Linked DNA regions of Homo sapiens: region 1 is linked to region 2. Evidence: chromatin loops called from intact Hi-C (ENCODE). Cell type or tissue: left ventricle myocardium inferior. All regions are shown on one strand. Each heading gives the region's core, and the rest is flanking DNA. Links, peaks and the distances in the headings are about the cores only. Region 1 overlaps AGBL1 (AGBL carboxypeptidase 1). Region 2 overlaps AGBL1 (AGBL carboxypeptidase 1).

Region 1 (7,404 bases), core at 1,395-5,394, 64 kb before region 2:
CCAGTTGATTCTAATATGCAACCAGGCCTGAGAGCCACTGCTTCAAACCTTTGCAATAGGCAAGATGCCTTCTAGGTAGGAGATAAGGGATCTACTCCATAGCAGCCTGCCTCATTCCTCTTCCCTGCTTCCAGGAAAGAGGTTCACAGGATGGCTTGTTGAGCCCTCCATTACATGTTGACCTGGGGTAACCAGCCATAGGCCTGCTCAGTGAAAAAAGCCCTGGGGCATTTAGAACCCCTCAAGGAATGTAGGAAGGATATTTTTAAATGAAGATAATGTACCTTGCAAAAAGAGGCATTGGGAGATCAGCTTCAGTGTTAAGTCACATAATCTATATAGTGTCTGGGGGCTTGCAGGTGGATCAGAATAGAGTTTCCAGATAGCAGGGGATGTCGTAAAGTGATTTAGGAGACTCTCAGGAAATGGACTGATATGGTTTGGCTCTGTGTCCCCACCCAAATATAATCTCCAATTGTAATCCACATGTGTCGAAGGAGGGACATGTACTCTCAGTGTGTGGAGAGAGGGAGGTGTTTGGATCGTGGGAGCAGTTTCCCCCATGCTGTTCTCACAATAGTGAGTGAGTTCTCACAGGACCTGATGGTTTTATAAGTGTCTGGCATCTTCTCTGCTTGCACTTCTTTCTCTCCTGCCCCTTGTGAAGAAGGTGCCTGCTTCCCCTTCCACCATGATTGTAAGTTTCCTGAGGCCTCTCCAGCCATGCGGAACTGTGAGCCAATTAAACCTCTTTCCTTTATAAATTACTCAGTGTCGGGTAGTATATTTATAGCAGTGTGAATACGGATGAATACATGGACCATCCATTCATCCATCCAACAGTGTTTATGTAGTAGTTCCCCTGCAGTAGCTGCCATGACAATGGTGAGCAAAACAGATGCAGTCGTCTTTTTACAACTAAACAATAAAAAATAAAAAATAAAAACCTGCCACTGCTGCAGGAAAACCATTCACCACAATGAGTCTGAACTTCCCACTACCTCCCTCTTTCCATATGAAATTCAAATCTCTGTTGGCCATTCCAGCAACTCGTGGAGAATATCTCCTGCATCCTTCATGTGTGCACACTTCTCAGGGACCCCACTGCTCACCATCCCCATGCCTTCCCCATCCAGGTTCAAGTTAATGCCCTGCCTTTCTTTCCTGCTACTGCCCATGCCTAGGCCCAGATTCTTTATTTATCAAGCTAGTTACCACTCTAGAGACTCTGAGGATGGAAGAATTTGCGGGTTTCATGAGTCAGATAGAACTAATCTTTGCAGATTTTATTGGAAAAACTTGCTCTTATAATAAAGATGTTTTCAGGAAATTCTGGGGATACAGAAAGTTGTGCCCACTGAATGGGTTTGATATATATCTTACCATTTCAAACAGACCTCCTGTTCTCAATGCCCAGGGAAGAGCAATGATGCTGTGTTCTTGACCAGGTGATGGACCTTTCTGTCCTCACTGTTTGCCCCCATCAAAACTGTTTAAAGCCCCCTCCTACAGGGTTAGGTGGGCAGAGTGAGCCAGTTCTAGTAGACTTGGTTTTGAGCTAGAATCAGTTCCTGCCCCAAATCCTAGAGATTTATAGTCTCAGGAATCAGAGAACCCATAGGTCCAGCTTTCAATTTTCTCCCAGGGCTTTATATGCAGCACTCCTTTCTTCCACTTCTTGCCCTCTTTCCCAAAATAGTAGATGAGGGTGACGCTATCAGGAAAGCACTTAGAAGGGATAAGAGCAAGTGATCTTTCCATTGCTGTGATTGGTGACATCACTCACCCTTAATCAGAAGGTCTAAAGCAACTTATAAATCCAGTCCCTTCAATAATTGACCAAAAAGCCTCTCCAAATGCATTATAGAAGTGATGGCAGAAAATTATTATTGATTTCCTATACTCCAGTTTCTTTATCAATAAAATGGGCATGGCAATAATTAATAAAATATTATGCTTCACACAGTATCTAAGTAATATAAATATTACCTATTACTATCAATGTTGACCAGAAGGAAACTATCTTTTCATTTTGTTTTGTTTTGTTTTTTAGCTTTTGGAATGATTACATGATATGCAGCATAGTAAGTAAATACTTGCTATATGACAAGTATTTTTTTCAGCATTTCTATTATCTCATTTAAGCCATACAACAATATATCATACAGGTATTCTTATCACTCCCATTTTATAGTTAAAGGAAATGGTCAAGGTTAATTTAGGTAACCCTATCAATAATGATTCTCTGTGTTAATAAGAATGTTTGGCAGAGCCCAGAGGAAATGAGGGTGGGAGGAAGATGGGTTTTGATGCAGAAAGAATTATCTGGAACAGGAGCAAACAAAACAAAGACAGGCAATGTGGGCGCAGTGGGGCACCCATGGTGTGAGGACGATTGGGTACTTGGTTCTTTGGCAAAGATCTGTTTATAAAATGGCATGTAGTCGGTGCTATAGGAAATGTGTGAAAAACAGGAAGGGGGCAGGAGCAGAGATAAGACTGGGAAGTCAAATAAAGCAATGCATATTGGTAATTTCTCCAACATTTAATCCATGCCATGTACAGACACTTTTTAATAAAATAATGGATGAAGAAATGAATAAGTAATGTCCATAGCCTAAGGCAGCAAGAATGTGACATCTTGCTACTTATCAAGCCTTGAAAATGACTGTCCCTTTTGAGCCCAGTTATCAGTACATTTCAGCTCCACTAAATAGGTGTTTTACACATGGGAAACAGCTGAACAGAGTTCTCTTATCATTTCCATTGAATGCGATTGGGTTGAGGGAGATTGAGCAACACACCAGCACATAGGTGACTACCTTTATGCAATGGAAACTACAAAGCAATAGCATTAAAGTTCCTAGGCCAAAATGACTGAACAGCATAGGAATGGAAAGATTAACAATTTTTTTCTTATTTTCCAAATTGTAAAAGACCAAAAAGACCAGCTCCTTCTATGACTTCTCATTAAAATTAAAGCGTGATGTCGACAGAGGCCTTACTCACTCTGTTTCTAAAGCAAGCACAGTGTTGCTGAGGCAGGAGAACCTTGCTGTCCTGAATGCTACCCAGCACACGCTGCCTAGGATGAGGATCTGGGCACAGAAGCTAATGGGAATCGCCCCTGCGGAGCACAGATACTAAGCCTGGCATAATCTGTGCCATGCCTGTCACTTCTGGAGCCTGTGAAAGAAACTGGCCAGAGCTGCTACTCTCTCTATTCTAGATATAATTCCACTTTTATCCATAATAAGGTCCATCAGGATTTGGGCAATTTTATTCTCACATGATTTGCAATTCTGATATTTTCCTTGTGATTGGCATAAGATCAGCCAAAAAAAAAAAAAAAGAAAGAAAGAAAGAAAGCCATCACCTTATTTTCATAGCTCTTTGTTCTACTTAGCAAATGCCCTCAGATTCAATAGCTGCTAGTAATTCTGATTTGAATTATTTAGCCCCATGCTGATTTGTGTGCAGGTCTTCTAGTAGAAGGAATGGCTACTTACTATGCCGAATGTGATCCCAGCGTGCATAGCAGCCTGGCCGCTTCAGCAGCCAGAGGAACTGCTTCTTAGGGACTCTTCCGAGGGACTTGCAATTTGCTGAGGCAAAGCAGAGAAAGCTGCATAAACTGAAACCATGCAACACTGAAATGTGCTGTAGATTGGAATCATTTAGAAGTTTACAGCACCAATCTTTTCTCAATCTCCTTCAGAACTGGCGATGGATAAGCAAGGCATGCTCAGATTAGCTTTCAATGAGAAAGCTCTCCTCACTAGACAGTGAGTAGCCCTGCATATTCAATCAACACTGAGCATTGGATCCAGAGGATCCCTGCTCAAACTCCAGTTTGGCCACTTAATAGCTCTGTTATTTTAGGCAGGTTGCTTTACTACAGTTGATTTCAGTTTCCTCATCAGTAGGGTTGCCAAGATAAAAGGGGTGGTAATTTGTAAAGCACCTAAAATTGTATCTGGAGCATGGAAAGTACTCGAGAAATATTGGCTATTATTGATATTATCACAATCTCCTTTTCCCCTATGTATATTGCTACCATAAAAAAGTTTAAAGATAAATATATTTGTGCTATTAATTCCAAATTTCTTCCATGGAAATTTAGTCTAATGCTTTGTCTCACTGTTTTTCTACCATGGATCATCAGCCAGAGCCCAAACAAAATCTATTAAAAGGCTCAACTCTCATTGCTGCCTATTGGAAAAAGGATGATATAGTCTTAGGTAACCCATTCTACAGAGATAAGTTACAACTGCTTGAATGACTGCGACCATACTTGAAGTATTATGTTTAGTTCTTGGGACCATGTATTATAAAGGGGTATAAGTAACCAAAGATATGGATCAAGATGATGAAGGGATGTGATACCATATAACAGAAATGAGCAGAGAATTTCATGTCTAATTAATGAGGAAAGTATGATAGTTACATTCTCATTAATTCTTTCACCTATTCCTTCTTTCCAAAATAATTTATTGAAACAGGGATTCTAATATGGCACAGTTTTTAGCTCAGCAAATTCTCTCCTTCAAAATCAGCTACAAAATTAGAAAAAAGTAAAAACTAAAAAATAAAAACCATTTTCAGGCTTTGGAAATCAACCAAATGCATACACAAAGTCGAGGAGCAGTTATTTAAAACAATACTGAACTTCTGGTGGGAAAATGGGAAGTCTGGCATTCTTGCTGTGGGTAGCTCCCACTTCCTGTCCCCCACTCAATTGACATAATAGTTCTAACAGAGTGGGTCCAGTCTGTGAAAAACAGAAGCTTCACTGAAAAAGAGGATTGACCTGATTTATAGCAAGCAGGAAAAAAACACCCCACACTAAGCAGCATTGTCCGTGTTTATAGGTATCTCTGTCACGAAGGAATGAATGAATGACCAGTCTCTCTGCAAGCCTGAGGTGAGGACCTAGTGTGATCAAGCAATAAAGCAGCAGACCAGCCAGAAACTGAACAAGGAAACCTGGGAGGCAAGACAGCTGGAAGGGGCCTCGGTAAGCTTTCTACCAGTCCTGAGCTGACTGGAAAGCTGTGCACACATTTAAGGTAGACTTAAGATAATCTAAGTTATCCACACATCACTGTCTGACTCCAAGTCTGCATACGTGTGCAAGAGGACGTGCAAAAAATAAAATCTGGAGCCAGCTTAAAAGATGGATGGGTCTGACTGTGCTCCCCAACACATACACAGATCCGTTGGCAGAGGGTAGAGACTTGTTAGATTGAGAGGTTGAGTGCAACCTCTCAAACATCATTGTTTAATTACTAAGCTATGCATAACTGCGTGGCCTTTAAAAATCCATGAATAAAACAAAAACAAAAATTTTCAAAACTTGAGTAGAAACAACAGCAGCCACCTATGAAGGGGAAACAGATGACAAAGACTTAGTCAAAGCAAGTTACCAAAAAACAAAACAAAAGCAGCAAAACCAAATATCATTGGGCAGAGAAGGCATATCAGAATTCAGGGTTAGCACAATGCATTATCTACAATTTTCCAGCTTTCAGTAAGAATTCTGATACAAAGAAAGAAGAAAGTATGACCCTTATTCAAAAGTGAAAGAACAAGCAGTGATTAGAAACTGTCTTTGAGTGGGCCTATAGATTGAACTCAGCAGAAAAAGACTTCAAAGTAGCCATTATAAATATGTTCAAAGGACTAAACAACACTATGCTTAAATAAAGAGAAATATGATTAATTTCAATGAAGCAATAGAAATTATGAAAAGAACCACATAAAAATTCTGGAGTGGAAGAACATAATAACTAAAATAAAATGTTATTAAAGGAACTCAATAGTAGAATTAAAATGTTAGAAGACATAATCAGAAAATTTAAAGATAGATCAATAGAAATTATTTAATCTGAAGAACAGAGAATAAAAAGTAATAACAGATAAAAAATGGAAACTTAAAGGGTGTCAATACATACATTTTAGAAGACTCAGATAAAGGAGGAAGAAGAAAGGCCAGAAAAAGAATATGAAAAAGTAATGGATACAAATTACCCAAATTTGGCTGGGTGTGGTGGCTCACGCCTGCAATCCCAGCACTTTGGGAGGCCGAGGCGGGTGGATCACTTGAGGTCAGGAGTTCGAGACCAGCCTGGCCAACACAGTGAAACCTCGTCTCTACTAAAAATACAAAAATTTGCCAGGTATGATGGCGCACACGTGTGGACCCAGCTACTCAGGAGGCTGAATCAGGAGAACTGCTTGAACCCGGGAGGCAGAGGTTGCAGTGAGCCAAGATGGCGCCACTGCACTCCAGCCTGGGTGACAGAGGGAGACTCCGTCTCAAAACAAACAAACAAAGAACAACAAAAAAAAACTACCCAAATTTGATTAAAAGTAGTAATCTGTAAGACAATGGAACTCAAATTCTAAGTAAGATAGACACATTGTAACCAAAATGTTCACTGCCAAACACAAGTAGAATTTCTCCTTATGTACAGATAAAAAGAATATAAAATTAATGGCAGACTTCTTATCAGAAACAATAGCAGTCAAAACAGTGAAATGACATGCTCGGAGCAATGAAAGCAAAACGATCACACAAAAAAACTGTCAACTATCCAGGAACACTATCCTTCAAAAATGAAAACAAGACATTGCCAGACAATCAAAGCTTGAGAGAGTGCTTTTCTAGCTGAGATGTCATACAGGAAATACTGAAGAGTCATTTAAGTTGAAGAGAAATAACACCAGATGGTAAAAATCCACATGAAGAGACAAAAAGGAAAAGAAAATCTAAGTATATGTGTAATTGTCATCCAAAAGACTACCAGGCTGGCTAAATAGAAAAGAGAGTTTTATTGGCAATATCAGTTTGCAAACTGAAGGAGACAGTCTCAGGCATGTGTCGAAGGTGCTCTTTCTTTCAAGAGGGAAGAAGGTAAGTTGGCTTTTATGCTTCACTGGGTCTGTGTCACACAATAGAGTCATACATATTTAGCAGGTTTGGGAGAAAAGATATACATATTTATGAGAGAGGATTGAGAGAATGAACAATGGGTAAATATTTACCAGATTTACCAAACACAATTTACCAAAATGGATTCATGAAGAAATAGAAAATACAAATATATCTATAACAAGTAAAGAAATTAAGTTAGTAAATAGGTATTCTTTTATCAAGAAAACCCTGGGCGCAGATGGCTTCACTGGTGCTCTATCAAAAAAGATGAAATAATACTAATCTTTCACCAACTCTTTCAGATAATTGAGATGGAGAATACATTTCTCAATATATGGGGCCAGTATCACTGTGCTAACAATGCCAGATCAAAAGAATAAAGTAAAATACAGATCAATATCCTTCATGAGTATAAACACATATTATTAGCAAACCAAATTGGGCAAAGCATTAAAAAAAGGATTGTA
Region 2 (7,404 bases), core at 1,871-5,870:
ATCTCACCCTCTTAACTCCAATTGATAATCCGAGTCTGCATTATGCTACTTCCCTGGGGGAAAACATATTTCATTGTTGCATGATGTGATATTCCTTGCCTAACAATGGAGCCTATGGAAGTGTTGGGACTCCAGATTAGGAGCACAAGTGTACAGGCAATTGGGCTGAGCCCAGACATCATGAAACATTGCAGGCAGTGGCTTGTAGGACCTTATTTCTGACTCTGTAATTAGACACAGTAATGGATTTAGATGCAAAAGCTTTGACCTTGCACATGTTATTTCCTCTAGCTAGAAGGTTCTTTAGCTTATTCTCCATCCTTCCAGATTTTGCAGTGTGATCTACTCTGCAAAGCTTGCCTTTAACCTGAAACCCTACTGCCTGCCAGCAGATCCCATTACTTCTTTTTCTATGATTTGTGCTTATCTGTGAACCCCAATCTTATGCCTGCCTTGGAGCCTTGCACTTTGCACTTGCTTTTTTTTGGTCTGTGATATTCTTCTGAATTTTGTACGTCTGATTCTTTCTCATCACATATAGCTCACTCAAATGTTTGTACCTTAGAGAGGCCTTCGACCATGCTGGATGCAGATCCATTCCTCAACACTTTTCATGACATTATCCTTATAAAACTGTTCAGCACAACATTTGTCACTGTCTGAATTATGTTACTTATAAACATATTTAATGATCACTAATTTATGGCCGTGATTTTGTATGTTTATTTACTAATTGCCTATGACCGTCTCGCATCTTTAAAATATATGCTCCAGGAGGTCTTGCTTCTCTTGTTCACTGCTATATCCCTAGACCCCATAGTAGATGTTCTATAAGTATTTTACAAATGAAGAAATCAATGGCTCCAATATTGTCCCGTACTTAGTGCTATTAAAACTCTTACCACATTTTCTTGCAGTGACTTCATTAGAGATGAGTCTTTTAACAATCCTGAAATCTCTTGAAGGTCAAGTTCTGTGTCATCTTCATGTGTATAATACTAGCAACTTGGTACACAGCCTGGCATATAGTATGTGTTTACTAGGAATCTGCTAAATAAAATAACAACCAGGCTATGTATTCTTTACTTTATTCATATTTTGTTCTGTGGTAATAGGTCTGCTCAAGCTCACAAGCAAGAGACCAAAGAAAGCATCTAAGTCCTTCCAAGGGCTTGGCCTCAGTGGGCACCGTGCAGAGCCACTACCTCAAACTCCATCAACTTCTAGATCCTGTTCTTTTCCCTCCGGCCTTAGCAACTGGCCAGCATCTCCCATTTCCTCATCCTTCTACTTTATAAAAAGTTGATGTACATTTCTTTGTTCCCTTACTTGACTTTCTTATGTTCAAGAAGGTGGCCTTCAAAAAGATGCACCACAGTTTCATGGAACTTATTTTCAATGCAATTAAATAGCAAGAATTAGTGTTCAAAATATATAGACTCTTTGAAATCAACATTTAAAAAAATCAAAAATTCAAAGAAGAAAAAAAAGATGTAAGTATTGATAAAACATTCTTGGAAGAAGAAACCTAAGTGACCACAAACTCGGTAGTAATTGAGAAAAATGCAAATTATCCATATGACCCAGCAATCTCTCTGCTGGACATATCCCCAAAAGACATGCAATAAGAACCTCAAAAATATATCTGTGCTGTCATGTTCATTGGAGGACTATTCATATTAGGCAAAATATGGAAACAACCAAAGTGTCCACATACATATGTATACAAAGGAACATTATCCAGCATTAAAAAAGAAGATCCTGACATTTATGAATGAATCTGGAAGACGACATGCTAAGGGAAAAAAGCTAGACCCAGATAAAAATACTGCATGATTTCACTTATATGTGGAGTCTAAAGAAAAAGTTGAATACATGGAAACAGAGACTAGAACAGCAATTACTAGGGTAGGGGAGGGGAGGAAAATGAGAGGATATAGATTTAAGGGTACAAATTTGCAGTTACATAGAATGAGTAAGTCTAGAGTATGTAGGATGAATAAGTCTAGAGATCTAATGTACAGCATGAAAACTATAGTTAATAATACTGTATTGCATACTGAAAATTTGTTAATAGATTTTAGGTGCTCTCACCACACATATACACATAAAAATGGGTAACTATGGAAGGTTATGGATATGTTGTGGATATGTTAGTTTGCTTGACTGTAGTAATCATTTCAGTATATATATATATAAACATTATGTATTAAATATATACAAATTCATTTAAAAAACAATCAAAGAATACCCATTAAATATTTGATTAGTACAAAAGAATCAGTAATAACCCTTCAAACAACATCAATTAGGCAAACACCACCAAGTGTTGACAAAATGTGGAGCATTAAGAAATCTCATGCACTGTTGGTACGAGTGTAAATTGGTACCACCAGTTGCAGACCAATTTGGCAACATCCAGAAGATGAACATACCTTTTGGCTCGACACTCTCCATACTGGCAAAACAGTAGTACAAGGGTACAAGGAGATAGGTGTGAGAATGTTAAATGTAGCACAGTGTTTAATAACACATGCATAAATTCTAGTGTTTCTAATCTAACACAACAAAACTAAAGGGCTAGATCTACATGTAGCAACATGCATATGTCTCAAGAACACATGCTGAAATAAGAAAGAAGGATTCATAAAGCATGACAACAATTACATGAAAGTTGAGATGTATCAACAAATGATAGAGAGATGGTCCTTAAAATGGTAAAAGCTAAATTTAGAATAATGGTTATTTTAGGTTGCAAAGAGGAAGATGGATTCTGACATGGGTATAGAGAGGATAACCATTTTATTTGTGATATTTTAGCATTTAGCTTATTAGTTAAGTATGTATGTGTCTATTATATTTTTATGTATTTAATACATAAATATGCCCTAAATATTTTATTAAAATTAATTGTACCCAATATCCTTTGTACGTATTGATGACTGCACAAGCCATATCCTGCCACACTCTCTTTCTACAACCCAGAGCCCCTGGCAGTCATGAGCTTTCAGAGCCAAGGCTTTGACACAAGTGTTAGTCCCGGAAGAATCAGGGGAACATCACACTCTAGGGACTGTTGTGGGGTCGGGGGAAGGGGGAGGGATAGCTTTAGGAGATATACCTAATGCTAAATGACGAGTTAATGGGTGCAGCACACCAGCATGGCACGTGTATACATATCTAACTAACCTGCACACTGTGCACATGTACCCTAAAACTTAAAGTATAATAATAATAAAATAAAATAATCCAGAAAAACTTTCAAAAAAAATCCAGAAAACCAAAAAGTCTCTGAAAAGAAGCCAAATCCCTTCACAACTATTTACCCAGTGGGTGTTTGTACACAAACTACCTGATACACTCCTATATCCTATGTCACCAGCACTAACCTAGAACACTAAAATCACTTCCCATCTCCAGTCATAGTTTCTGCCTCTGATGTAGTCCCAGCTCTCCTGTTTGAGTTTCTGTAACTAGACACTAGCTCTTACCCTCTGTACCCCACTAGAAAGAGCTCTCTGACTACTCAGTTGCCCTATAACTCAGTTCTCTTGGGGTTCGATTACCTGATTTATTTCTTGTGATTTTCTCCTAACTTCTGCTTCATTGCTGATATCTGTGTTTTCCAAACTGGATTGCTCATCATAATCACTACTGACCCTTTAAAACACGCACATCTCGGGCCGAGCATGGTGGCTCATGCCTGTAATCCCAGCACTTCGGGGGGCCAAGGCGGGTGGATCGCCTGAGGCCAGGAGTTCGAGACCAGCCTGACCAATATGGTGAAACCCCGTCTCTACTAAAAATACAAAAATTAGTGGTGATGTGCGCCTGTAGTCCTAGCTACTTGGGAGGCTGAGGCAGGAGGATCGCTTGAACCTGGGAGGTGGAGGTTGCAGTGAACAGAGATCACACCACTACACTGTAGCCTGGGTGACAGAGCAACACTCCATCTCAAAAAAACAAAAACAAAAAAAAAAAAAAAAAAGAACCCGCAGATCTCTGTGCCTCTTCCCAGACCTTTTGAATCAGAAAAAGTCCTAAAGGATTCCGACGGTCAGCCAGATTTTCCAAACACTGACCTTGACCATGCTTCCCCTTGATTCTCTCCCTGCACCTCCTACCCAGACACTTAAGCCCCTTACTAAGTGCTATCTGGATGTGCTCCCTACAGCTGTGCCCTGGCTCTCCTTTCTCCTATTCCTCCTTAGCTTCAGGGATGGAAAGGGCAGAGAGTGCACCTTAGGAAGTGAGGTTTCCTCTGCAGTAACACCAATTCATTTGCATTCATTGTAAGAATTTGCCCGAGAAAGTACAGCCTTCCTCTTAATTTATACTGATAATTATTACTATTATTTGTAATACCGTGCTTGAAAAGGCACTTGAGAAAATACGAACTTACGAGCTAATTTTTTTTTAATAATCTTATTTTGAATAACTTGATTTATAGAAAAGTTGCAAAGATAGTAGTACAAAGATTATCTGTTCCAATGACGTCAAACTCCATTTCACCAATGAGCTATAAACTAGAAAGAACCTAATGCCTTGTAGGAACTCGGGCTATAGCTACTGAGCACTATTGTATTTTAGAGTATTCTATAGGCCAAGGCAGTCTGACTAACCTGTCTCTATGGATAATTTATAACGCAGTAGAAGCCACAGTTACCTCTGAACTGTGGCTCAGAGAGTGGTGGGAAACTGTATAAGAAAAGTAAGCTTTATCAAGCAATAGGGTCAGCCTGAATCAAAGCCCAGTACAGCAGTTTTTAATATATAGTTAATGAAGACACCTGGGGTACTCCCTAGAAAGCAGAATCATGAACCCAAGGGCAAATAAACTAAAATCTCTAAGGATAGAACCTGGGTCTCTGCATTCATAACGAGCTACCCAGGGATTTTTATTCACAGTAAAATCCGAAAACCAGTGGGGCAGAGAATATGCTCTGGCAAGCTGAAATAAATGTTGGCTATTATTTCTGGAATTTGCATAACCACGTCTCCTGTTTTCATTCGACCAGTTCACAAAGCAAATTATCTTTCTGGCTATATTTTTCCTGAATTCCATCAGTAGGTTGCCTCTGTGGGGAACAGGACTTTCTATGCTCCAACATTATTAATATCATTATTAATATTTAACATGGCACTAAGAGCTTATGATGTGCCAGCTCTGTCCTAAATACTATATAAGTTATCTCATTTAAAATTAACAACACTCCTTTATAGCAAGTATTATTATTATTCACATATTACAGACAGGGAACTGAGGTTAAGAGATTGTGCAAAATTGCACAGTAAGTAAACATTAGGGCAGGGATTTAATCTCACGTCACTCTGACCTCAAAATCCATGTTCTTACTTCTACTCCAACACCATTCCTCCTCTAAACCAGCAGTTTAAAATTTTTTTAAGAAAAGTGGGGGCAAGGCATGGTGGCTCACGCCTGTAATCCCAGCACTTTGGGAGGCCAAGGTGGGCAAATCACCTGAGGTCAGGAATTCGAGACCAGCCTGGCTGACATGGTGAAACCCCATCTCTACTAAAAATACAAACAATTAGCCAGGTGTGGTGGCATGCACCTGTAATCCCAGATACTTGGGAGGCTGAGACAGGAGAATCTCTTGAACCCAGGAGGTGGAGGCTGCAGTGAGCTGAGACTGTGCCTCTGCACTCCAGCCTGGGTGACGGAGTGAGACTCTGTCTCAAAAAAATACAAATAAAAATGGGTTAGAGTCCCAAAGAACCTCACAGTGTGTTCCTCTAATTATAATTTTCAAATAGTGATGCAAAGAAAGCCAATGGCAGGGAGTCCTGCACCTTGGAGACAGGACCACTCTACCATGATGGGAAGACATTCTTGGACACATAGACCACACATTCTTCCTGTTCTTGTGCTGTGAAGAAAAAGAAGACCATTTCTATTCCCAAAGAAAAAGAAAGGGTAAAAATGAGTGAAAAAGTTTGCTTTAAACAACAGACTTTCTGGAGATCCCCAGAGATTAGGAAATTCCATAGTAGCTGATAACATTAATTACAGAACAGATGCATGTCTTTAGTAGAAGATGAGAAAGAAAACAGAATAGAGGACCAGAACTTATTCTTAGGACTCGTGGTAGAAGAATAAACATGCATCTAAATGGATTAACAAGAAGGGAAAGGCAGTACCGGGGACATGGAAAGCAGGGGGTAACAATTAAAATAGCAATTTCATTTGGTGGAATAACTTCTTATAACAACTGGAAAGCATAAGCAACTTGGAAGGAGTAAAACAATTTCATGGATATGGATTCCTCTGGGATGCAACTGTTTTTCTCAGCCTTTTAACTAATTATACATGTCACTGGAGAGATGAAACATCACTTAAAACAAACAAACAAGGAAAAGTGGCCAAAGAATTTGGTTAGTGCAAGTTAAAGCTAATTTCCCTTCAATCAGACGTTGACATAGAAAGTAGTTAGCTTTGGGGCTTGTCAAATTTAACAAAAATGGCCCCACTGTCTTTAATTCTTAAAACATTTCACTGCTGACCTTCACAAGAATAAAGTATTTGCTTTACCATTGCAAGGCAAAGTTTCAGCAAATCTCAACATTTATAAAAATGTTTTCTAAGTATATGTAGATTTTTCTTACTTCCCTATTGCCACCTATCCCTACCTTGATCGATCCTGAATTTGATTGATATGCCCCAACTTTAAGTTGACTGATATCAACTTGAAGCAAAAATTAATGCAATTGTTAGAGTATTATCCAAGATTAGTTTCACTCATATTTTTGTGTCTAACCACCAGTCTCATCATATCTTTCAAGAACGCACACAAAAGTAGGAAATGATTATTTTTGGATTTTGCTTCCAATTCCTCAAATAAGATTAGAGCAGATTACATAGCATTTCAAACACATTTTAGAAATGAGAAATAGTAAAATCCTACTGTCTCTCCTGTAGAGTTTACACCTGAATTGTCTTGTCTGCTTTTGCAAGGGAATAATATATATCTTGGAATGGGAGATAATATCTACCAGGTAGCATAGAGTCAAATAATGACTCAGACATTATATATGGAAAATAGTACTCTTCATTGTTTTATAAATACTATTGTCAAATAATCCTTAAAATTTAAAAAATAATAAAGATTTTGAAATGAGTCAAGGCCCTTTGAGAGTTAAGGCTCTAATTATTTAAAAGAGATAAAAACGTAATACAGAAATAACAAACAAATATAATTTTTGATTCCTAGATTGTGTCAGGACTGATATTTGAATGAGTAGCGTTTTGAGATTGTGACTTTTGAGTCACAATTTTTGTAGATTAAAAGACTATGAAGTCCAAGATCTATAATAACTCTGCCACAGATCCAGAAGATCTATAAATTGTGATTAAGAGGGAAGGACAAAGAGAAACTTCTCGAT

The links. Hi-C counts contacts between places; a loop is a spot of excess contacts. Peaks named below come from ENCODE experiments on the same cell type or tissue, not always from the same donor. Only the 100,000 strongest peaks of a DNase experiment are listed, where the experiment ranks them.
Region 1: a loop joins it to region 2, with 4 times the contacts of the local background. A loop is called at or near these places in 1 of 110 quality-filtered maps.

What each region holds. Positions count from the first base shown.
Region 1 is chr15:86,845,466-86,852,869 of GRCh38, reverse strand. The region is part of intron 22 of AGBL1 (AGBL carboxypeptidase 1); the gene reads right to left. Among named protein-coding and RNA genes, the nearest start is that of AGBL1-AS1, 530 kb to the right of the region's middle. In left ventricle myocardium inferior, for the core only: no CTCF peak of the experiment used is centred there; a DNase peak (open chromatin) is centred at 3,109; H3K4me3 peaks cover 301 bases; H3K27ac peaks cover 2,215 bases.
Region 2 is chr15:86,781,945-86,789,348 of GRCh38, reverse strand. The region is part of intron 22 of AGBL1 (AGBL carboxypeptidase 1); the gene reads right to left. Among named protein-coding and RNA genes, the nearest start is that of AGBL1-AS1, 470 kb to the right of the region's middle. In left ventricle myocardium inferior, for the core only: no CTCF peak of the experiment used is centred there; no DNase peak of the experiment used is centred there.